3 separate regions of the Mus musculus genome follow, and regions 2 and 3 are each linked to region 1. A link is a loop called in an ENCODE intact Hi-C map of the cell type or tissue named here. Cell type or tissue: heart. All regions are shown on one strand.

The links. Hi-C counts contacts between places; a loop is a spot of excess contacts. Peaks named below come from ENCODE experiments on the same cell type or tissue, not always from the same donor. Only the 100,000 strongest peaks of a DNase experiment are listed, where the experiment ranks them.
Region 2: a loop joins it to region 1, with 3 times the contacts of the local background. A loop is called at or near these places in 4 of 42 quality-filtered maps.
Region 3: it touches region 1 in a loop (5-fold over the local background); 15 of 42 quality-filtered maps call a loop at or near these places.

What each region holds. Positions count from the first base shown.
Region 1 is chr5:92,501,544-92,509,543 of GRCm38, forward strand. Scarb2 (scavenger receptor class B, member 2) reads right to left here and starts at 4,114. Exons shown (of 12, transcript NM_007644.4): 1 at 3,649-4,114. The coding sequence starts at 3,765. In heart, CTCF peaks have their summits at 1,990, 4,185 and 5,093 (motif pointing left); DNase peaks (open chromatin) are centred at 2,108, 3,318, 4,088 and 4,908; H3K4me3 peaks cover 2,759 bases; H3K27ac peaks cover 2,288 bases.
Region 2 is chr5:93,264,725-93,272,724 of GRCm38, forward strand. Ccng2 (cyclin G2) reads left to right here and starts at 2,849. Exons shown (of 8, transcript NM_007635.4): 1 at 2,849-3,073; 2 at 3,898-4,035; 3 at 4,541-4,678; 4 at 6,070-6,320; 5 at 6,477-6,555; 6 at 6,639-6,737. The coding sequence starts at 3,898. In heart, CTCF peaks have their summits at 2,794 and 3,824; DNase peaks (open chromatin) are centred at 2,417, 2,817, 3,387 and 3,787; H3K4me3 peaks cover 3,836 bases; H3K27ac peaks cover 3,323 bases.
Region 3 is chr5:92,432,044-92,440,043 of GRCm38, forward strand. Nup54 (nucleoporin 54) reads right to left here and starts at 3,156. Exons shown (of 13, transcript NM_001359995.1): 1 at 2,961-3,156; 2 at 2,179-2,340. The coding sequence starts at 3,027. Gm42114 (a long non-coding RNA gene) reads left to right here and starts at 2,568. Exons shown (of 2, transcript XR_880431.3): 1 at 2,568-2,939; 2 at 3,550-4,026. In heart, a CTCF peak has its summit at 3,043; a DNase peak (open chromatin) is centred at 3,188; H3K4me3 peaks cover 2,269 bases; H3K27ac peaks cover 1,774 bases.

The DNA.
Region 1 (8,000 bases):
TCAAAGGCCAATCTGATGGAGACCCTGTCTATGCTGAGGGTCCTCTCTTCCCAGGAGACTCTAATTTGGCATCCATCTGCATGGTTAAGATGATGAACTGCTAGATATTTCTTTAGATTAGCAAGCAGCAGGAATCAAGATCCAAGATCCAGCCTGGGTGGTGGCCTGCATTTAATGCCAACACGTGGGAGGCCAAGGCGGATCTCTATGAGTTCCAGGCCATCCAGGGCTACAGAGTGAGACCCTGTCTCAAAAAAAAAAAAAAAAAAAAAAAAAAGAAAAGAAAAAAGAAAAAAAAAAGAAAAAGAAAAAGAAAAAGAAAAAGAAAAAGAAAAAAAAAAAGAGAAAAATCCAAGATCTATCATCATGAAGTTCTGCCTTCTAAGACCCTGCCCAGCTGTAGCCTCGATTTCCCTTCTATACCTCACATCTCCCATAAATAACCCCAAGGCAGACAGTTGGGAAGCTAGCCCTGCTAATATCTTCAAGGCTGACTTTGAATAAACTTGATTACTTCCTACCAATGCTTGTGTCTAAATTTTGGTCATGGCAAGTAGCAGGCAGCTGAGACATTTGGTTCCAAAAACCACTCCGGCCACTATACTTACCTGCCAAAATAAAAGTGTCGCTTCAGCCCACTTTGTCAATCTAGAGCTGTGTTTTCTTTCTTCCTTTCTGTTATTGTTTTTGACGTGTGCATATGGGTGATGTGGCTATATGTGTGACTACATGTGCACGTGTCCACATGCATGTGGACTCCAGAGGTCAATGCTGAGTGTCAACCACATCTCATTTATTTGCTTGTTTATTTATTTGAGATAGGGTCTTTCGCTGACTCTAGAACTCGCCATTGGCAGGCTTGCTGGCCAGAGGTCCCAGAGATCCTCCTGTCTCTGCCTCCAGAGTGCTGGGGTCACGCGTGCATGCTGCCTCATCCAGCTTCTTATGCAGGTTCAGGGGATCTAATCTCAGGTCCCTGGGCTTGTGTGGCAAGCACTTTATTTTACTAAATTATCTCTGGGATCAATTTGCATAGCAATTATCTTACCAAACTTCCCCGAAATTGGCCGAACCTGAGCTTCAGAACGTTAACCTTCCCCCCCCCCACCCATTTTTGATGTTACACAAGTTGAGGCACGGACAATCTTCAGAGGAAAACAGTGAGAACTGGCAGTATTGGCGTAGATTATATCACAATGTGGATCATATTAAAGTCAACCTATGAATGAACTACCCCATAGAACTACTACTGGCTACTACTGGAAATAATGATGGATGTCACAAACTGATCACCCAGTCCTGTGTGCCGTCGTAAGTGTGAAGTTTATGCTTAGCCCACAGATACAGGTTTTATGGATCCTGAAGCTTCTGTGATTTGAAGGGGCCTTTGTAGGAGGGAAAACTTGGGCATAAAATTAAACACAGGGCTTTGGAAAGGCTTGTGTGAGCATGAGACCCAAAGCTTAAAGCCCAGGAGCTTCATAGAAACACAACTGAGTGGCTAAGATGGCGGATCACACTTCCCATTCCCACTTTCACAAGAAAAGAAATCGGGGCTTAGAGAAGTTAAGTAACTTGCTCAAAGTTGAAGCTGCAGAGTGGTATATTTAGGATCTGAACACAAGATGTCTGATTCCTGCTCTCAGACTCACTGGCTTCTAATAAAAACAAAGTGGCGATCATATCATTAAACACTGACAATAGCCCAGGAGGGAAAGCATACTCTTTTCCTTGGAAAAAGATGATAGAACCAGGTGTCATGGTACATGCTTGTGATCAATCCTAGCACCTGGGAGTCTGAGACAAGAGCTGTGTGTTCAAGGACCAGCCTGGGCTACATAATGACACTCTATCTCAAAAGGAAAACGAAAAGATCCCACAAGTAGTCCCGGGCTTCTCATCAGGAGCATGGAGCCAACATTCATTCCCTGCCCTTCTCATCTGTAAAGTCCTCTTGGTCTTTCTCTCTGTTTGGGATGACCCTACTGGTTTCCGAGGAAAGTGCACACTGGTAGCCTCAGGTTCACTTACAGCATCCCCATTCCATCTGCTGAAATGAATCTATTTCCTTCCTATCAGACATCCCGTGGTGCACCCGCTCTGCAGCTCAGGCCCGGCAGTTCTGTAAGTCTGGTGTTGTGCTATAACTTATCAGTCAGTTTCTTCCCAGGAAGAAAAGCACTTGTGGCCAACAGAAACTCAGGTCCTGGGACGCTACTTCCCAGATAGATACCCCTCCCTGAATAAAAACGAATTCACAAGAATCGGTGTTTATGGCTGAGGTGCTAGGAGAAACCTTTATCTTACCAGATCCCCCCGCCCCAAAAACACCCAGACACATGCACACACACACACACACACACACACACACACTCACACACACAAGTGGATCCACAAATCATATTCTGACTGTTGTATTCCTTACTCACGCTACCAAAGCAAGAGTTTAAAGGGCTTGTTTTTCTCCTTGAACACACACAATCAGGGCAACAATGGTCTTTGAGAAGCTCACACAGTAGGCTTGGTCTTCTCTTGGCAATGCCATCTCATTAAGGCTTGAATAAGGCTTTGCCTTGACACTTAAAAAAAAAATCTTTAATTGCCAGACTCCAAGTAACTGGTTACTACTGCGAATCTCTATTTAGGGACATCATCTATTGGCATTTGGAATAAGGCAACTAATTTTATTAATCTGGAATACAGTGACTCCAAGCAGACTCTCAAGCCTAAGCTTTTGTACCTGGGAGACAGCAACAGAGATCAGCGAGACATTATGCATAAGAATGATGCTAATGAGAAAGGCTACCCCAGTGACTCATTTGTTTAGCTCTTTATTTTTAAAGGAAAAGGTGACCCTAGTAACTCTCTCCAGTTCCTCTTTCCACCGTGCCTGGTGAATGTGGGTGAAAGGGTAAAAGAAAAAAGTGACCAGGGTGGCCCCAGGATGGAGAAGTCTTCCACATGACCAGTTTTCAGGCCCCATCAAACACCCTGGGAGACAGGTCCAAATTCGTTAATTACCCAAGTAATGGCTGATGAGCACAAGTATGAAACAGAGACAGGGCTGTCTGCGAGACACAGAGCCGCTAAGCACTAACTGCAATGGATAAAATGTCACCCATTCCTAAAGCCTAGACTGTTTGCCATCTGCTCTGCCCTGCCCTGCCCTGCCCTGCCCTGCCCTACCCTACCCTACCCTGTCCAGCCCAGGAAGGAGAACACAATAGACCTCTCACCCACTTCTCATCCCCAGGCTCACTCCGTTTCAAAGGCTGCGCGGGCAAGCCTACAAAGCCAGCCTCTTCTGCGGTGCTTTTACGCATTTCTATTTCTTTGTCAAGTGCGAGGGAAACAGGGCTCAACATAGACCGGGTGCGTAGAGGGGTGTGGAGAATTGCTAAGGATAGAACGGAAACGCAAGGCTTTTCTACAAAGTCGAGATCTGTAGACTTACAGGTTATTTAAAAGGAAGAGTCACCTCAAGTCTCCACATCCTGCCAACCCGGGGAGGCAAACAAGAGCTGTGTTCTGCAGGCTCGGCGCCAACGCAACTCTCCCCACACAGGGTCCGCAATGGGAGGGTGGCCTAGAAAGACACCACACACACACACACACACACACACACACACACACACTAGCCTGCCTCACCTTCTCGATCGTCTGGTCTACCGCCTTCTGAAAGACTCGAGCCACTAGCAGCGTGACGCTGGTCACCAGCAGCAGCAGAGACAGCGTCCCCGCCGTGTAGAAGCAGCATCTGCCCATACTGCGCGCAGCTCACCGGCCAGGCCTGGGACCGAACGGCGAGCTGGAACAAGCCTCCGCCAAGGCCGAGCAGCAGCCGCCCAAAGCCCGGGGCCCCTGCGGCTCCCGCACCTTCTCCGTGCGTGTTCAGCCGCTGCCCGCGCAGTGCGCACAGCCCTGGAGTAGATACCGGAATGAGCAGCAGAGCCGGTGCGATCGCGAGTGCCGGGGCCGCCTGGCTTTCGTTTTCTCCGGCTGCTGCAGCCAGGGAGGTGCAGGGAGCGCGCAGAGCGGTGACGCGGGCTGGTGGGGCTCGCCAGCAAGCCGCGGCGGCGGTGATGGTGACGGCTGGCGACTGCGCCGGGAAGCGGGAGGGGCCGGGCGGAGGCCTTCAGTCATGTGCCCTGCAGCGGCCCCTGCGATTCGGCGGGGTTGCGCCTGCATCCTCTCCCTGCAGGCGGCGCGGTCATCCAGGGAACTGAAATCGCCCTTCCCCATTCGCTCTGCCGCTTTCTTTCTCCTTCAGATCTCTGCTGAGGGCCCACGGTGGGCCAAGCATGGGGAACCCCGGCTGGACGCGCGGTTTCCCTTACTCCAGAGGATCTCCCGAGTTCCTTGGAAGATTTAAGTACAATGTAACTAATGCTTTTACAAGGTGCCTGCTGACTTGTGCCTGATTTGTACCTGCAGAGCCTTGTTGGGTTGAACTGGGTCTTCAGGAATAAGTCAGAGTGTGTCCTCAAGAAAGTGAGGAGGAGGCGTTTGCCTCCGCAGACTGAAGGCAAGGGAGTTAACTGTTGAGTAGTCTAGGCCTTATGCTGTAGGGTTTGTGGTGCCAAGCCCTCGGAGATCAGATTTTGAAAGGCTCTGTGTCCTGATAAAGGGCGTTAACAGAGAAGCAAGTCAAGTAGAGCAGGTGTTTGTTGTCTATTTTGTCATCATCAGTTGAATAAGGGTTAGTTCCGTGACTGGCACACACATACAGACACACAAACACGCGGCAGCCCTATTATGAAGCAGAAAGAAGTGCTGTACAGGTTGTAAGAGGAACTGGAGTTGGGATGTGGGGGGTGGGGTGTGATTTCGTTAATGGGAAAAGGCAAGTAGGGAAGCTGGGTGCAAAGTAATACCTACAAGTTCAGCAAAGCCGTGGGGAGAGAGTAGTCCTTGAGGCAAACTGGCATGTCCCCAAATTCTGACATATCTCAGATGTAGACCTGCCTTAAATATCCCTGTTGTGCTTAATCAGCGGACTGGGAGCAACCTTGAGAAGTTAGTCTTTACCAGCTTGGGATAGATTTCAGTCGTGTTCAACAGCTGAGAGGCTCATCAGTCACTAATGCCATCTGCAGGGGAAGATCTGAACTGACATTTTCTTGGCCAGGCCAGTGTCCTTATCATTAAGGAGTCAGCCCACCAGGATGGAAAACACTCAAATAATCGTGACACTGGAGGCAGCCTGTACCATAGAGGGAGACCTTGTCTCAAAAGAGGAAAGAAAACAAGCAAAATAGAAGCACACAAAAGAAGCTCTGTCTTAAAATTGAAAAAATAGATAAAGGAAAAAACCCAGCAGAGTAAAATAAAATCTAAAAGAAAATGGGGGGGGGGAGGTATGTGCAATGAAAAAAATGAATTTAGATGAAAGTTACACTGTTGCTGGTGTACTACATAGTTAGTTAGACTCAGGACAATTGCACCTGCACAGATTTCTCTCTCTCCTCTCCCTCTCCCTCTCCCTCTCCCTCTCCCTCTCCTCCTCCTCCTTCCTCCTCCTCCTCCTCCTCCTCCTCCTCCTCCTCCTCCTCCTCCTCCTCCTCCTCCTCCTCCTCTTCTTCTTCTTCTTCTTCTTCTTCTTCTTCTTCTTCTTCTTCTTCTTCTTCTTCTTCTTCTTCTCCTCGTCATAATTTCCAAACAGTGGTGGTGTCCATGTTATTACTTTGTATTAAGGATTGTAAGTGACCTAAACTAAAGAATAAGGATAGATGCGTGTAGGTTCCATGCACATACCTCTTCTCTCTCTCTCTCTCTCTCTCTCTCTCTCTCTCTCTCTCTCTCTCTCACATTTTCTTTTAGATTTTATTTTACTCTGCTGGTTTTTTTTTCCCTTTATCGATTTTTTCAATTTTAACACAGAGCTTCGTGTAGCCTAGCCTCCATGTTGCTATGTAGGAAGATGATGACCTTGTGATCTTGCTTCTACTTGTCCAGTGCTGACAACATGGGTTTCTGATGTGCTGGGGAATCAAACCCAGGGCCTTTTCTTTTCTTTTCTTTTCTTTTCTTTTCTTTTCTTTTCTTTTTTCCAGACAGGATTTCTCTGTGTAGTCCTGGCTGTCCTGGAACTCACTCTGTAGACCAGGCTGGCCTCAAACTCAAAAATCCACCTGCCTCTGCCTCCCAAGTGCTAGGATTAAAGGCGTGCGCCACCACTGCCCAGCTAAACCTTTGATTTATAATGGCTATAGTGATTTGTTAGACCAATAGAATATGACAGCTGCTTCGGATTCTCTGTCTTTTTTGAAAGAGACAGTCTCCTGTATCCTGGGCTGGCCTGGAACTCAAATGTAGAAGGATGACCTGGAACTTCTGAAGCTCCTGCCTCTGCCTATCAGCTGCTCTGCCCGGTGTCCCAGTCTGTTTCAGGGGACATGCTAGGCCCCCATTTTCAAGCAGGGGTTGGGCTTTTGCTGCAATCCCAGTATCTTTTCATTCGTTAACTAGGAAAAGGCTTTTCTAAGTAACCTTCGATGCTTGTCACTCACAGGTTGCTCACTGGACTCCTGTCCCCACCTCTGACTTCTAAATCAAATACCATTGGCTGGTTCATCCTGGAGTACAAACTCCATAGACAGCTACCACCCATTCCAGCCCTGATCCCTAATTCCAGCACAGCACCTTCTTCAAGTTCATAAATGTGTGTAATATTATATCATTTCTCTCACTCTCCTCTCTTAACCCCTCCTGCACCCCTCCCCAAAGTCATGGCCTTTTAAAATTACTATCACATATATGTGAATAACCATATAAACACAACCCAGAGTCCATTTAACATTGCTTATAGGACTGACCACATGGTAGTAGATAACCATTTAGTGCCATCATCCCTGGGAAACTAATGACTCTCGTCAGTCATTAATTGCCTTTAGCTCTTTGTCTAGGGTTAGGACCTTGTAAGATTCCTCCCATCCATGCTGACGTGTCAGCTGGTGGTCTTGAATTTACTGTAGCTATCCTACCCCCAACCCCACTCCATCTTAGTCTCCTGGGAACTGGGATCACAGTTATGGGCCACCACACCTAGAACATTAAGGTCCACCTTGCTTTGTTTGTGTTTGGTGTTTGAGATGCTCTTACTGTGTAGCCCCAGCCGGGCTCAGAGTCCTGATCTTCCTGTCTCGGTTTTCCCAGTGTTGTGATCACAGCTGTACACAATGGTGTCATACGCTTGAGGTCCCTTCTTGTCTCTATTTGAGTCACTGGAATAGCGACAGACTGTGTAGATAGGGAGATAGAGGCAGCTTTGAGAGCATCTTAGTGTCCTGTCCTCTGTTTCCCTCCCCAGTGAGGCTCTTTTGCTATTTCTTCTGTCTACTTCCCCTTTAAATCTCTGGCTAGACAAAAAAAAAAAAAAAAAACCAAAAAAACAAAAAACTTACTTCCTCTTAGCACAGCTGACCAGACCAGCATTTTTTAAAATATACTGAGCACAATGACAGAAGAAGAATATCCTAGTTACAGAAGATAGCAGCAGGTTTTTAAAAGCAACATGTGTTCCCGAAATAACGGTGATTTCCGTCTTACACCAGTGCCGGCACAACCTGGCCTGAATGCCCTTCTGTTTGGTTCCTTATTTTCCATGTGGCAGTGAACTTTTGGCCAGGTTCGAATCAGTTTCTCAATACTCCTTGGGACTTCCTCATTTCTGGTCAATGGATTTGCCTGTACCACTAATGAAGCTATTATTTTAATTGCCATAGAATCACGTCACCTGCAGATGGGGCACCACCCTCGTCTCTAGGCATGCAAGCAAATGGCCCCAGGAAAGGCAGGTGCTTGGGTCAAGGTTAGCACCCTTTGATGAGCAGGCTGACGTGACTTCTCCATACATAAAATCAGAAAACTGTATCCAAGGAGAACAAGGACACTTAAGAATGAATAACCACTAGTGCTTCTTGATGTCCCACAATTCAGGACTCAGAAGTGAAGAATTTTCTCCCCAGACTCCAAGAAGAGATGGTTAGGCAGAAATGGTG
Region 2 (8,000 bases), 760 kb after region 1:
ATGTCCTGAGCAAGTTTATTAGTACATCCTTCACTGGGTCAGTTTTCCTAACCAAGTTCCTCTTGCTCACTGCCACGCCCCTATCACTGTGCTGAAGAAGACCCACCCAGTATCACATAATAAAGGGAATTCCCTCTATCTTTTTTGAGTGCTGAAAGAGTTTTGATTCCCTTATTTTATATGGGTGATTGTCTAGGAACGTGGTCTTCAAGAATTGCTCAGAAAAGCCCAAGATGAGCTTAATGGATTCAGCACAGGAAGAATGTCTTGTTTTAATAAACAGCACCTACAGGTCTGGTGCAGCTAGCTGAGGAGATAAGGACAAGGCCAGTCTGCAGAAAGACTTCAGGGAGAGGGAGGGGGAGGGGGAGGGAGAGAGAAAAGAGAGAAGAGAGAAGAAGAGAGAAGAAGAGAAGAGAGAAGAAGAGAGAAGAGAGGGAGAGCAAAGAGAGAAAATCGGAGCAATCTCACTTCCTGGAAAATCATTAAAAGTTTGCAGTGGGGAGAGGATGTAATTTGGGGCTAGTATTTTAAAGGGCTGCTGTCTTTCCATATTAAAGTGTTAAATGGATGGAAGTGGAAAGTCAGCGAATTCACCAGTATAAAGCATCCCACTTTGCAGGACTATTCACATCGTGTAAAAATCAGCGTATGTTTTGTATAACTTCATACCCTCTAGAGGGCTAAGAAAAGGATGGTTTCTTCAAGCTTTCTTTTTTCTTTCTCTTCTCCCCCTTCTGACAAGGTCTCACTCTGTAGCCTAGGCTATCCTTGTACTCACCGCAATGCCCCTGCCTTAGCCTTCCAAGTGCAGGGTTTGCAGCCGTCACACTTGGCTGGCTCTCTTCCTTTCTGTCTCATACAGTATGTTATTTATAAAATCTCCTGCCACATTCTTTTACACTTCCTCTTTCACATCACTTATTTTATAGCCCTGGCTCCTTTTCTACCTTTGGCCATTGGAACACAAAGCTCTCCCCAGTCTTCTTGTTCGGCTCCTAAACTTCTCTCATCAGTTGTTTCTTTCTCACCACTGACCCTGTTAGCTGGGCTTTTCCCCTGTTGCAAGATATGTCTGAACTTTAATCATAGCTCCATTCTCTCATCGAGTCGCCAATTGCTGTGCGAGTTTACAAGCATGGACTTTCATCCAGATGTACGTCACTAACGTAATAATTTAAATAATGCTTAAAAGATCAACCACACCTCGAATAAAATTATATAACCTGTAAATCATTTAAGTGGTATGCTAATATTTTATGTTCTAAAACCAAGAAGGCCACACCCCTCTGAAACTGGAATGCTAGCTAGCCCTTTGGTGTTCTCTTCCTCTGCTGCTCTGTGCTCCAAACAGATGTCTGAGTCTCTTTCCAGCTAATACACAAAGCCATCTATTTGAGTAACTCTTCAGCTGTTAAAGCGGTACTAGGTGCCCTCTAGTAGTTTATAAGCTCCAAAGTGACTCACAGAAAACACACCCAAGAGTAAAAAATTCATTTCGGAGAGGCTAGCTGTTTAGAATTCATGAAGGCTCTAAGTTACCGATTTGCATGTTTGTTAGGAGGCAGAGATCTGAGGGAATAGAAAGTAAAACAAACAAACAAAACCAAAACAATCTAGGGAATTTTCCTGCCTCCCGACAGATACTCCACTCCGTGTGAAAGTTAGCCCTGCCTAAGGCATCTAGTTGGTTTGGTTTTTGCTCTGCCTTAGGAGAGGTGTCAGCTTAATAACAACGTTAATTATAATAGACAATAAATGATAATTTATGGGCGATCAAGAACCAAGAGGCTGTGGGAGCCTTCATTAAAACCAAAAGCAAACAGTACAACCATAACCTCTAGAAGCACACTTATTAGATATCTATATACCCTCATCAATCTGCAGTTTTTATTGAAAGGTCCCTCCTTTGAACTTTTTATTATGGAAAAAAAATTTCAAGGCACACAAATGCACTCACAATTCTGTAATGCAGTCTCTACTACCCACCGCCCAACTTCAACAAGTCAGCTGTGTAACCAACTAGTTGAATTTAGCTTTTTTTCTTTCCTGAGTCAGATCGATTAAAAAAAAATTATCTCGGTAAGCATCTTGGAATGTTAAGAGCTTGACTGTTTATTGCAAAATACACCGGTGGTACAACTAAGAAGTTCAGGACGCCCTTCTGCACTCCTGGAAACGCTGTTACAGAGTTATGTGACCTCGGATTTTCGGGGTGTGACCAGAGGCGACAGCCTCGGGCCTCGCCTAGACTGAGCTAGAGTTCCTAGGCAGCTGTGGACCCCGGCACGTAACCGAGCACCACAAATGCCACCCACCCAAGCATGCGCAATCCAGACCCCAGAGTTGCTAAGGCCCCGGAAGAAGATAAGAGAGTCGGGATATATTGAGAGCCAATCAGAGGACGCAACAGCCAGTCGGCCAGCCAATCCAGATTCGAGATTAAATCAAGTCCTCAGCAGTCGGCTTGCCCCACCCTTGTCCAATCAGGGAGCCCGCTACTTTGGGCGGACTTTTCAAAACAGCGAAAACAAAACAAATCGGGGGACCTTTAAAAGGTGTGAGGCGTCCAGAAACTGTCTCCTTCCGCTCTCCGATCGGCTCGCTCATCTTTGCTCCCTTCCGGTTCCATTCTGAAATGAGGCTGGAATCCAGATTCCACTCCCTACCATAGATCCTGGCTCCGCAAGGCCAAGAGGAACAGAAGGGGCCAAGAGAGGCTGGGAACTGAGGCTCGGAGCAGGGACTCTTTTTCTCAGATCCACTGGGCGAGCGAGCGAGGATCCCTCCGCGCGCAGTCACGCGCCCCGCCCCTTGGGGGCGTCGCAGACTCAAAACAAAAACAAGGGGTTTGCTCAGCTCCGGAGGCTGCGGCGGAGCCGGGAGGAGGTGGCGGTGCAGGGCGGGCGCTGAGCCCCGCTGAGGAGCAAGATGCAGCCGGGGCTGTGAGGCCGGGCGGCGGCGGGGAGGTCGGATGCGGGTCTCGGGGTGCCGCTGAGGAGGCTGGTCCCTGAGCTCGGAGACGGGTCCGGACGCCCCCGCCGCGCCGGTCCGTGACGCCGGGGCCGACACGGTGAGTGGGCCTCCCGGGTGGCTCTGGGTTTGGTGGCTCCGGGTCTGGATCGCGGTTTGCTTTGATGGTGGAGTCCCCCAGCCGCAGCTGAGGGACTGACAGGGGCTCCAGGGTGTTCTGAGGCTATACGGTGGGTTGACAGCCCCGGGGCTTCGCACCGTTACTGAGCCCAAGTATTAGGCTACTGCTCGCTGCGGGCGTACTGGACTCCCCACTGTCTCCCCAGCATCCCCCAAGCTACTGGGCCGCCCTGTCTCGAGTTGCGGGGCTCGTCAAAGCTGCAGAAGCTGCGGGGGTAGCTTGGAGGTGGGCTCCGCGACGGGCTCCCGGGGCGGGGCTCCGAAGCCGCCTCCTTCCAGTTCTTTGTTCAGTCTCGAGACTCCCCCTCCCTTCTCTCCTATTGTGCAACGCCCCGCCCCAGAACCCGCTTCGGTGGCTTCAGTCTTCCGGTCCCCCGCTTTCCTCTAGGGCCTAGAGTCTAGTTAGAAGTCCCTGCTGTGCTGTCCAGGTGATGCGGACAGTAGGGGACATTACGCTTCTTGGACACTTTTCCTGTACGTCAAACGCTGTCGGCCACAGAGCTGATCAGAACTAGCCCTGGCCAGCGGAGGTGACCGAGATACTGCCCCCCCATGCCACGCCTCCATGTCTTTAGGGGAGGATTCCCCTGAGGCTGGCGGACGTGACCGATCCCCCCCTCACCCGGTTCTGGCTTGCGTGATCTGGGGCGCCCCTAGCTGGAGGGATCGCGGCCAGCTCCTTCTGCTCTCACACCCTACGTATCCGGATTATATTCTTAACCGGCCGCGGTGTATTTGCTGCAGATGAAGGATTTGGGGGCCAAGCACTTGGCAGGTGGCGAAGGGGTTCAGCTTTTCGGATTGTTGAACTTCTACCTGGAACAAGAACAGAGATACCAACCTCGGGAAAAAGGGCTGATCTTGATGGAGGCTACCCCGGAGGTAAATTTGAGAATTGATAGGACTTGGGGGAAGGTGGGAAGGTAACTTTTTGGTTTTCCTCGTACCAAATCAGTACCAAAGGCTAAAAAGTTAAATCCAAAATTGGCCTCACCGTACTAAGAAAAAACGTGAAACGTGAAAGGGTTCTGCTTTTGTTTTTAGTGAATGTGGAAGTTATACCAAGTGTACTGTAGAGGCGTTTCTTCTGGTGGTGGGAAATTCCTAGAGAATATTTCTAATAGGATCTTAGATTGTGTCAGAAAAACCTCATCAAGGAACCCACATTCTGCTGTAACTACCTTGGGTGGGGCAACACTTCACGTTATATTGAGTTGGCTAAAGTTCTGTATTGGATAAATTTTAAAAGTAGTGATTTATCTGAACGTAGTGTGATAGCTTTAGGAGGTCATGTGTACAATGGGGAAAACTAAAGGGAGAGTAGGTTTTGAACCACCTCTATTCCATTCTAAGAAAATAAACTTTGATTCTTGGTTTTTAATTTCAGAATGATAACACTTTGTGTTCAAGACTGAGAAATGCCAAAGTGGAAGATTTAAGAAGTTTAACTAACTTCTTTGGATCTGGCACTGAAACTTTCGTTCTGGCTGTCAATATTTTGGATAGATTCTTGGCCCTTATGAAGGTATTTAATTGCTTTTTATAAAATCCATATTATATTTTATATCTTTATTTTTTGTTAATTTTTATTTTATCTTTTGATACACGGTTTCTCTGTGTAGCTCTGACTGTTGTGGAACTAGTTCTATAGACTCGGCTGGCCTCCAACCTCAGAGTTCTGCTCGCTTCTGCCTCCCACTCCCAAGTGCTAGGGTCAAAAGTGTGTGTTTCCACTTCTGACAAATCAACATGTTTCCAATGGCCAGTGCCCAACACAGTCTCTAACACATACAGGGCTCAATATTTGTCAAATGAAATGTAATAAAGCCTCCTGATTATAAACTTATATTAGTCAAATTGTGATCATTCATACTAGAGAGACTGGAAAACTGTATTTCTGCGTCTTCAATAAGGTTTTGCTGTGCCTCTTAAACATGTCCTCTAGTAAGACATTACAGAGGCAGGCCACTATACTTTAAGTACTCTGTGCGTGCTTCCAGGGGTTCAGGGAGTCAAGAAGAATTAACTAAAATTCACTTTGTGAAAAATACTGTAATATCTGTTACAGGCTCATTTATAAAAGTGCCCAAACTGAGTGAGAGGAAAGAAGCTAGACTTTTTATAAAAATAAAATACTGTGTGTGGTGTGTGTGTGTGTGTGAGAGAGAGAGAGAGTGAGAGAGAGAGATTTTCATTAGTTATCCTGTTTCCCTTGGAGCCTTCGTGGTTTTAACACTGAAGCAGGACAAAGAAGTATAAAATTATGCTAACGTTGATCTGCTCCCTTCTCTGTAAGGCCCTTCAAAGCAGGCAGCCACCGTCTTATTAATAGTCAGCAGCAACCGTTAAAAACATGGAAATTCTCTGGCCAATAGGATCGCTGTCAGCTGCTGGGTCACTTTTTAGGGCCCTGAGAAGAAAAGGGCAGCCATTTGTCCGCAGCAGCAGCTGTACATATGTCCTCCACCCTGCAGGGTTCGTGGGGGTGCTTTTCCTGGGCAAGATTACATCACATAATGGTAGAGTTTCATACAAAAAGAGAAGATGCAGAATAGTTTCCCTTCATCCAGTCAGGAGAGTGTGTGTGGTATGTGTTCAGAGAGTTTTTTTTTTTTTTTTTTTTTTTGAGGGAAGATGTACTATTCTCAGTTTTACTAAGTCAGAAATACAAACTATATTTCAGTGCCAGAAAGCAAGCTTTTAAACCAGTTTTGGGATTTTTTTTAATTTGCATTTAAATTTAATAAATGCTTATATAGCCATTTTTTTTTCTTGTTAAAGAGTTTATGGTGGTCTGAAATGTAAAATGATTGTGGGTAAAGGTGAGTGCATCTAAGAGAAGCAACATGGCATTATTTCAAGCGTCGTTTGTTGCCAAATCAAAGTATGATTGGTTCCTCGTGTTCTGTTTTCTAGGTGAAACCGAAACACCTGTCCTGCATTGGCGTCTGCTGCTTTTTGCTGGCCGCCAGGCTGGCGGAAGAAGAAGGTGACGTTCCCCCCACGCACGATGTGATCCGCATCAGTCAGTGTAAATGCACAGCGTCTGACATTAAACGCATGGAGAAAATCATCTCAGAGAAACTGCACTATGAGCTGGAAGCTACCACTGCCTTAAACTTTTTGCACTTGTACCACGCGATTGTATTTTGTCACACTTCAGAAAGGTGAGTGGGGCTCAGCGGAGTCACCCCAGGCCTTCAGCGTGGCTGCCGCCAACAGATTGTTGTTTTAGTCTGTCCAGACTTTCGACTTGGATGTGAGTGCTTAGAAATGAAGGAACTGTTGTAAGGGTTCACCACAGCCCCCCTTGCTTTGTACAGGAAGGAGATTCTCAGCCTCGATAAACTCGAAGCGCAGCTGAAAGCTTGCAACTGCCGAGTTGTCTTCTCCAAAGCAAGAGTGAGTCTCTTTCTTGTTTACAGGTCTGTCTTACAAGATTCTATTTTGATTTTTTTCCCTAATGTTTGTTTATTTTTTTGTAGCCATCTGTATTAGCTCTGTGCCTTCTCAATTTGGAAATAGAAACGATAAAATCCGTGGAACTGCTGGAAATTCTCTTGCTTGTTAAAAAACATTTGAAGGTAAATATCTTTGTTTTTGTTTTTTTAAGCAATCGTCTTTTCTTGTGTTACCTTTTTTTTTCTTCCTTGTGGTGTCTTAATTACTCGATACAATCCTTCATGAAATTTTCAATGTCTTTGTTTATTTTTCTCTTGTAGGTCAGGTGTTAGAATTTTTTGACCCAGACAGTATTAGTCCAGAAGAAACTCTGACTTGGTCAGCTTCCTTCTGAATGCAGGTGCTCGTTCTGGGGACTCGTGCCCTATGTGCCCTATACAGGATAGCTGTCCTAGTCCTCAACTCTGCACTACAACATACTCTAAGTACACTCCTGGCTAGGCGTGCCCAAAGGCAGGAGAGCGGTGCATATCCCCAATGACTGTTCTTAGCTGTGGACCAGAAAGTATACTAGCTATACCAAGGTGATCGAGGAATCCCCTCATGTCTGTGTCTGTAGAGCTGAGTCATCGCAGTAGCACTACCAAAGGTCATTAGCAGTTTTTTTTTTAAAGCTCCTTAGGTGGGCTACTTCTGTAAGTTTTTGCAGTTGTGAAAACCAAAACCAAAAGCCCAGTGCTTTTCCTTGCTTAAACTAATAGTCTAGTTAAGGAAATGCAAAATTTAACATGAAACGGTATGCTTGTTATATTGTGACTTAGTGTTAGATAATGGTGAATATGAGAAGTAGTTTGGGATTATTAGCAAAGAAGTAGACAATCCAGGATGTGTGTGCTGACTGGGAGCCTGGACCATCATCTGTGAGAATGAAGGTTTGGACTGCAAGGGCTTATGCTAAGACATGGGTAGGCTAAGTAAGTTGGGGAAGTCATTTTTAGGTTGGACATGCAGGTTGAATATCCAGGCTGCAGTCACAAACAAGGTAAGTGTATCCAACTCAAAAGGTAGCTCTCTAGAAGCCAAGTATGTAGGTGAATAGGGAAACATGGATAGCCATTTCAATTCAGTACCCAGAATCCACAGTGAGAGAACTGACTTCATAAAGTTGTCTCCCTCCCCCCCATACACACACACACCCTAAAAACAATAGAGTTTGTCCTGAGTTTTGAAGAAAGGGCTAATGAGAATCAAAGGAGATCATTGAGGACATATGTAGGGACTGCTAGTTGCTGTGTTACAAAGAGCTAAATATGGCCAGCTTCAGTGGAATATAGAGGCCAGAATGGTTTGAAAGGATCCATTTTTAAGTCAGAGGTGATGGCATCACTCAGAAGACTGAGGTGGGAGGATTGTGAGCAGGAAGTCAGTGGAGTCCACACAGTGGG
Region 3 (8,000 bases), 70 kb before region 1:
TGGCCTCGAACTCAGAAATCCACCTGCCTTTGCCTCCCGAAAGAATGTCTTTCTTGAAGGAAGGAAAAAAAAAAAAAATAAGTGGAGAAATGGCAAAGAAGGTAGCCTCAGCTACCATGGGCCTGCGTCACACTGTGGCAACCTGACAGGTTCTATTTTTAACTAAATCTATTTAAAAAAAAAAAAAAAGAAAATCAATCTTGGTATATCTTAACAATGTAAAAACAGAATGAAATGACAACCTAATTTAAAGTATTGGCAGCAGTTATCTAGTTATAAATATGCTGCCAAAAACTCTCAAAAAAAAAAAAAACACTTGAACTCTAAATGCTGAGTTACACTCCAAGTTTTCAGAGATTCTAACTTGAACCTCATATATTTCTTGTAATAAGAGAGCCTCTTCAAGATTGCAATGAGATGGATGTCTTGGTATACGCCTGCAATCTCATAGAGAGAGACACTAAGGCAGGCTTACAGTTTCTAAATGACCCTGAACTACACAGTGAGATGCCATTCTAAAGAAAAAGAAATGAATTAGCTTCAATCAATTTTGTGGCACTGGTATTAAATCCAGGACCTTGCTCATACAAGGCAGGCAAGTAGTCTACCACTACCCTGTACTCTTAGCAATACAATTCAGATTTTAAAAATTATTAAATAGGCAACTGAACACATGTTAATTTATAGATTCTATCAAAATACTGCCAGCCAAACATTTTGACATAACCTCTAAAATAAATACTGTCTATAGAGCCCTTTTAACTTCCTACTTTCAAATAATAACTATGTTATTCGAATTGGCTACACACTAAAAATGCTAGTCAGTATCTTGTCATGTTTCAGATTATCAAAAACACTCTTATTAGTAATAGTAGTCCTATATGGATACAAAAAATGTAATTTTTTAAAGCTCTCTCCTGAAGGCTGAGTTAATTAACATATTTGAAAATAGTCAAAACACACTTGTATTTGTACAATTCAAAGTAACAGCGACAACGCCAAATGGACATGAAATCAAGCAAATACAAACAGGTTTATTCGTTGCTGTTAAACTATATGGTTTGCTTTATTCTGAAACATAAATTTCAAAATAAGGTTTGTTTTGCCCAGTGCCAATTTTAAGCAAACTAGGAAAGGTAAACACCCCAGGGGTGGTGGGTGCGGCTTCTAATATTTCTTAATGAGTCCCTTTATCTTTGGAATTTCCAAGTATTTTTCACTATTTTTAACTGAGAGGATAAGGTGACATCAACAATGTAAAACCCAGTAAATGGACAAAATCCCCAACTTTCCCAGTAAGTTTAGAAGTAAGGCTTACCAAATGCATATAATTGGCACGGGCAGCAGTGGCTTGACGGAACATAAACTATGGACAGTACATTCATATACGAGCAGCTGAGGATGGAGAGTTTTCTAAGAGTCATACGGATGTCGAGCTCACATAAGCCTAACTTAAATTGGGTCGTACACATCCATTAATTTGTGTTCTGAAAAATTTCAGTGATCTTCAAACAAGCCACAGATTAAAAAAACCAAAAAACCAAAAACCTTCATCATCCTCTTTTTGAAAGTAAAAGATGCCGAGCCTACTTTTTAGAACTCAGTGTTAATTGGTAAATTAAAACTACTCATGGAAAATTTCCCAAAAACCCAGCAAAGAATCCGGGATTCTTTCTACAATTATATATAGAAATACATCCTAATATATTGAGTTAATGCTAGAAAAACATCGTTACAGTTTGAAAAACAAGACAGGTCGCTGCTGTTCGTATAAGACTTGTTTCTCTTGGAAACACAAGGACAATAAGATGAAATCCCAATGAAATATGTATTAAAAAATGAAAAATGACTGCAGGAGTCCAAGAATCCCAGGGAAACGCTTACCTTCTGCTAAAGCTAATGTTTTAAAAAATATTCGGTTCCCAACTTATCATTTGGAAGCTGTGCTCTGTATCATTAAATGAAAATCCAACCAAGGTGCATTCTAATTCTTTAAGGCTTTCCAAAACCCACATCTTTTAAAGCAGCCAAAACTTTAAATATATTTGATTTGATCTTAGGAAATAAACCCCTTTCTTTATTAGACAAGTGCCATTTCTTCCCCCAAACTCTAGGGACATCGGAACATTCTTGGACTCCAGCCCCCATACTCGTTACACACATGACCCCAGTATCTACCTGCACTCGCCAGACTGTTACCAAAATTGAACGGAGTCGCCGAGGTAGTAGAAACACCGAAATTCCCAATATTAAAGTTCACTGCAGGGTTAGCGGTTAATCCGAAACCCCCAAAATTAAACCCACCGGCGGTGGAGTTGGCAGTCTCAAGCCCACCAAATCCTGATAGTCGTGGAGGCAAGAGAAACAAAAATTTGAAAAGGTGAGAGGAGGGAAAGAGAAAAGGAGAAGAAAGAAAGGTAAGAATTACAAGAATCAGCAAGAGGTTTCACAGCGTGAACAAACCTGACCTGCACCGGATCAGGGGAAGAAAGCCAAGGTGCGGACAGACAGAAGGAGCGAAGGGCAGCACGGGCGGGGGCCGAGCATCCCCCCCCCCCGGGCTGGGGAGGGGACAGAGGGAGCTGCGGGCAGCCTGGCTCCAACTTTACCCGTCTGGACCTTGAGGCTGAGACGGACGAGGGGACGCGGGGTCCCGGGAAATGAGAGGGGCGTAGCCTCCGGCCTCTCCTGGGCGGACACCCCAATGGCGGGAAGCACCGCGGCGGCCGAGCCACGCGGGTTGAGCGTGCTGTGCGAGCCCCAGGCTGAGCCTGAGCAGCCCGCGGCCCTCCCACCGCCACCGCCGCCGCCACCACCGCCACCGCCCTCTCCAAATGACTCCAAGGTGTCCCGAGTGCCAGGGCAACCCCGGGACCCCCCAGCCGGACCGATCGGATCGAGGGGGCGGGCCCGAGGCTTTGGTTCCTTGGAGGAAGAAGGTAGGCCCAGGGCTGACTCACCCGCCGGTGCCGCGGTGGCTGTAGAGGTGCCCGAAGTGCCCGAAGGAGCCCCAAAATTGAAAGCCATGTCGCGGGAGCAGCACTTAGATGGCCCCGGGCTCGCGCGGCGCGACGCCCAGTGCCCTCCGCTCTTCTGTCCGGCTGGGAACCGTCAGGCGGTCCGTACCATTAGTTCCGCCTCCTTCCCGGTCTAAGCGGAGCAGGCAGGAACCAAGCAAGGATGGAGTGGGTGGGATGATCGAACGGGAACGCCTACCACCGATCACTTCCGGGGGTGTGTTTGTGGCTTTCACGTGGTGTGGGGCGTCACCACAAAGGGGAAGTGATGAGAAGTTGGACATGGGGTGTTGTATGGTGGCTCTCTGAAGCCACTTTAGAGAAGTGACAGTGTGCAGGGACCGCGTGAAAGTACTGCCCTTACCTCTGAGGAGCGGTCCTTCCCGGAGGAAAGGAGGTTTGAGTAGATAAAGCAGTTGAGAAAGAGGCATTCGAGAGTGATGGAAAGATGATGGCGATGGTGGTAACACGTGTGTTAGCTATGTGGAATGCACGCTAGTAATTGTTTTTGCATATTTTTTTAAACCCCCAGCTGCGTTTCAGACAGTTTACTACTATTGTCATTGACCAAGAAGAAGGGCTGACCTCGATGAAGCAAATGGGCCCACTAACTGGTAAAATCTGTGCCCTGCATCGCACTTCTGGGGAACATTTAATCCTCAACTACACAGAGAAGATTTCTGTCGTTGACTAATTGGCACAGACGAGACAGGAGGACTGAGGATTAGAGTTGCAAAGCAGCATCCCCAAAGTCACTTCGCTGGTTTTTCTCTACTTAGCCCCGATTCTTTTCTCCTTTTAAAAATATTTATTGTACATGGCACTGTGTTACATTAGGACATCTTGATACAAGTTTATGTTGTATTTTGAATATATATTCCTACTCCTAAATTTTCTGTCTTCTCCCTGTCTCTCCCATTAGTTCCCTAGTAATTTTACTTCATTTTCCATGTCATATGATTTATGTGTTTAATTAAACCTAGGAATCATAAATGAATTTTTTTCCTTCTGTGACTGGCTTAATTCACTTAATAATGTTTATCTCCAGTGATATTCAGTTTTGTGCAAATGACAACATAACTTCCTTCTTAGGGCTGAAAACTCTTTTGAGTATATACCATCCTCTGTTTCTGATCCATCCCTCTGTTGTTAGGCAACTAGGTTTGTTAACAATTGTGACTAATGCTTCAGTAGAGATTGATATACATCTATGTGATAGACTAACTTGGAGTCCTTATAGACATAGCTGGGTCATGTGGTAGATCTAATTTTAGTTTTCTCAGGAACCTCTTTGCCCCATTTTGTGTGTGTGTGAGAGAGAGAGAGAGAGCACATGCATGTGTGGGAAGAGTGTATACACACATATGTGCACACGTGCCTGAAGGCCAGAGATTGACATGGGTGTCTTCCTAATTTACTCTTAATTTCTAATACAAGGTCTCTCAATAAATCTAGATCTCATCGCTTATTTGGCAAGACTGTCCAGCCAGCAAGCCCCAGGGGACTCCTGATTCTGCCTGCCCAGTGTTATGGTTATACATGAATGCCACTGTGCTCAGCGTTTGTTTAATTTTAAATATGGGTGATGAAGATTAAACTCATATCCTCAAACATTAACAGCAAGCACTGTACTGACTGAGCAGTCTCTCTGGCCCCACCTTTTAAAAAAATTACCATTACATTCTGTTTCCCTGCCGGGCGTGGTGGCACACGCTTTTAATCCCAGCACTCGGGAGGCAGAGGCAGGCGGATTTCTGAGTTCCAGGCCAGCCTGGTCTACAAAGTGAGTTCCAGGACAGCCAGGGCTATACAGAGAAACAATGTCTCAAAACAAAACAAAACAAAAATCTGTTTCCCTATAGATTATGGTCAGGATTTCATACATTCTTGATAGCAGTAAGAAAACCTTTGAAGAAGCTTTAGACCAAAGCATCTTATGATCAGAATTTAGTTGTTAGAGACAAGCATGCATGTTTGTGCATGTCTGTAATCTCGGTACCCAGGAGGCATGAGCAGGATTAAGTTGGAGGCCAGCCTAGGATACACAGTGGAAGTATCTCAAACGATTGTGTGTGTGAATGTGGTGTATGCATGTGTGTACCTGTGTGCAGGTGTGCATGCTCGTGCATGTATGTGGAGGCCACAGGAGGACATCTGGTATTCTATTCCTCTTCACCTTAGTCCTTTGATACAGCATCTCCCATTGAACCCAGAGCTTGTGGCTTTGCCATCACTAGGTCCCAGGGATCTTCCAGATGGTACCAGCCAGCACAATTGTTAGACATGCATGGGTGCACCCAGCTTTTTATATGGGATCTAAACTCAGTCCTTATGCTTATATAGTGTCTTAGAGGGTTTCTATTCCTGCACAAACTTCATGACCAAGAAGCAAGTTGGGGAGGAAAGGGTTTATTCGGCTTACACTTCCATACTGCTGTTCATCACCAAGGAAGTCAGGACTGGAACTCAAGCAGGTCAGGAAGCAGGAGCTGATACAGAGGCCATGGAGGGATGTTCTTTACTAGCTTGCCTCCCCTGGCTTGCTCAGCCTGCTCTATTATAGAACCCAAGACTACCAGCCCAGAGATGGCACCACCCACAAAGGGGCCTTTCCCCCTTGATCACTAATTGAGAAAATGCCTTACAGTAGGATCTCATGGAGGCATTTCCTCAACTGAAGCTCCTTTCTCTGTGTTAACTCCAGCCTGTGTCAAGTTGACACAAAACTAGCCAGTACATATAGCAAATGTTGTTACAAAATTGTCTCCTCAGCTCCACCCCCCAAGATGATTTTAAAATGCTTAGATTTATTTTGTCTCTATTTACACGCATGTGCGGGTATGTGCCTGTGTGAGTGGGATAGTCTCAGAATCCAGAGAAGAGGGTATTGGATCACAGGAGCTGGAGTTATAGGAAGCTGTGAGCCCCATGGTGTGGGTGATGTGATGGGAACTGAACGTGGGTCCTCTGCAAGTACTTATTCTTAATTGCTGAGCCATCTCTCCAGCCAATCCTACCTATCTGTCAGGCTCTGCTTTCCTGCCTCTGCCTGTAGCATGCGAAGGACCCACAATAACAACTGGTAGATCCTGGTGGGGGTGGGGCTGGCCACAAGGGGGATGGGGTGGGCAGGAACAACCAGGGATGAAGACCTCAGGCAGCATGTGATTGTGATGGGACTGCTTCAGTGAGACAGGGAGTTTAATGGGGCTGGGGGAGAAAGCTATTTAACCTTTGATGGTTGAGTAGGGACTATTGGGGTGACTGTACATCATTGTTGGGGTCGAGGGTCCTGGGGACACCCCATTTTTGTAAGGAGGAATTCCAGGTGCTGGTGGACATGACCTTATAAGGAGAGAGGAAGTGTAACCTGGCTACCAGGGAGTGGGGCAAAGGGCAGAGCACAGACGTATACACACCGGGACACACAGGCCGGGGGCAGGGGTAGAGAGAGTGACCCTGCTCCAGCCAATCTCAGAACAAGATCTCTGGGGTTTGGACCCCACTCTTGTTCCGGACCCATCCGACGGTTCCACCCACACAACACCTACGCAAATTAATTTTCACGAGATCCCTCTGGTTACCATGGGGAAATTGAAGGGGGCCTGCATATCTGTGGGAAGCAGGGCTGTTAGGGGTACTGAAGGGTTCCATAATGAAGAGATAACAAAGGCTCGACTGTAGCTCCGGCATGTGATGTTGGGAGAACAAACTTCAGAGAGAGGTGATAAATAAACTACATAGCTTCACTGCTTCAAGAACACAAGGAAACTCCCTGGTTGCTGCTCAAGTAGATACGGGTAAATGGTGGGTCACTGTCTACTCCCTGTATGCTAAAGATGCACACTGCACCATGGTTTCTCTGTTTTAAAAAAAAAGTGCTATATGTTTAAATATGTTGTCAGAAATGAAAAACTCCATAGAAGAGTTGGCATATAAATGTTAAGAACTCACCAAGTAAAAACCTTAAAAAAACCCAACTCTCCCAAAAAAGTAAAACTGAAGTATGGACCGAGCCAGCCTCTTAATTGAGCCCACAGTTTATGTCAGCTCTCTTAATTCATTCTTCACCCTGTAGCTAGCAAGGATCTTCCTAATCAAGCATGGTGTCTACCCACCTTCCCGGGCATGTCTATTGAAAACCTCCAATCATTTCCGATTGATCTTGATATAAGGCAAAACACCCAAATCCTGAACATGGCCTGAGAAGCCCTGACATAACACGGCCCCTGCTTCCTTCCTAGTCTCACTGCCCATTGGTCTTTCTTTCCTGAATCCCAGCCAAATACCCTGGTCCTGTGTAGTGGGTTAGTTACTTTTGTATTACTTTGAAGAGACCCTGACCAAAGCAACCTACATTAGGAAGCGTTTAATAAAGAGACCCTCACCATTTCTAAGGGTTCATCTATTATCATTCTGGCAGGCAGGCATGACAGAGGAGTAGTAGCTGAGAGTTTGCAGCTGAGCCCCAGGCAGCAGCAAGCAGAGAGAGTTGGAAGAGTGGCTGGGGGGTGGTGGTGTAGAGACAGAGCACAGGGAGAAACAGAGACAGGCTGGGCCTGGAATGAACTTTTTAAACCTCAAAACCTACCCCCCTCTAACATACCTATTCCAACAAGGCCACACTTCTGAACCCTTCTTAAACAGTCCGCTGAGAACCAGCCATCCAAACATATGGGCCTACAGGGTCATTCTCAGTCAAACTCCCAATTGTAGTAAACCTGTTCCCTCCTGCTCCTTCCTGGCTCTTCCTACTCCCTCCATCCCAAGGCCAGCCCCTAGTCAGTCTCAGATCTGTATGCCATCATTGTAAGTGATGGCTGAATCCCCTTGCCTGTATGTCTATGCAGTCACTCCTTTCCCCACTAAACTATAATCTCCATGCTCCTCTTTGACATGTATAGCATGTGGCATCAAGTAGGTACTTTTTATTCAAACACACTGTTGTGAGCATAGAGGTACAACATAGAAACTGCAGTGTGG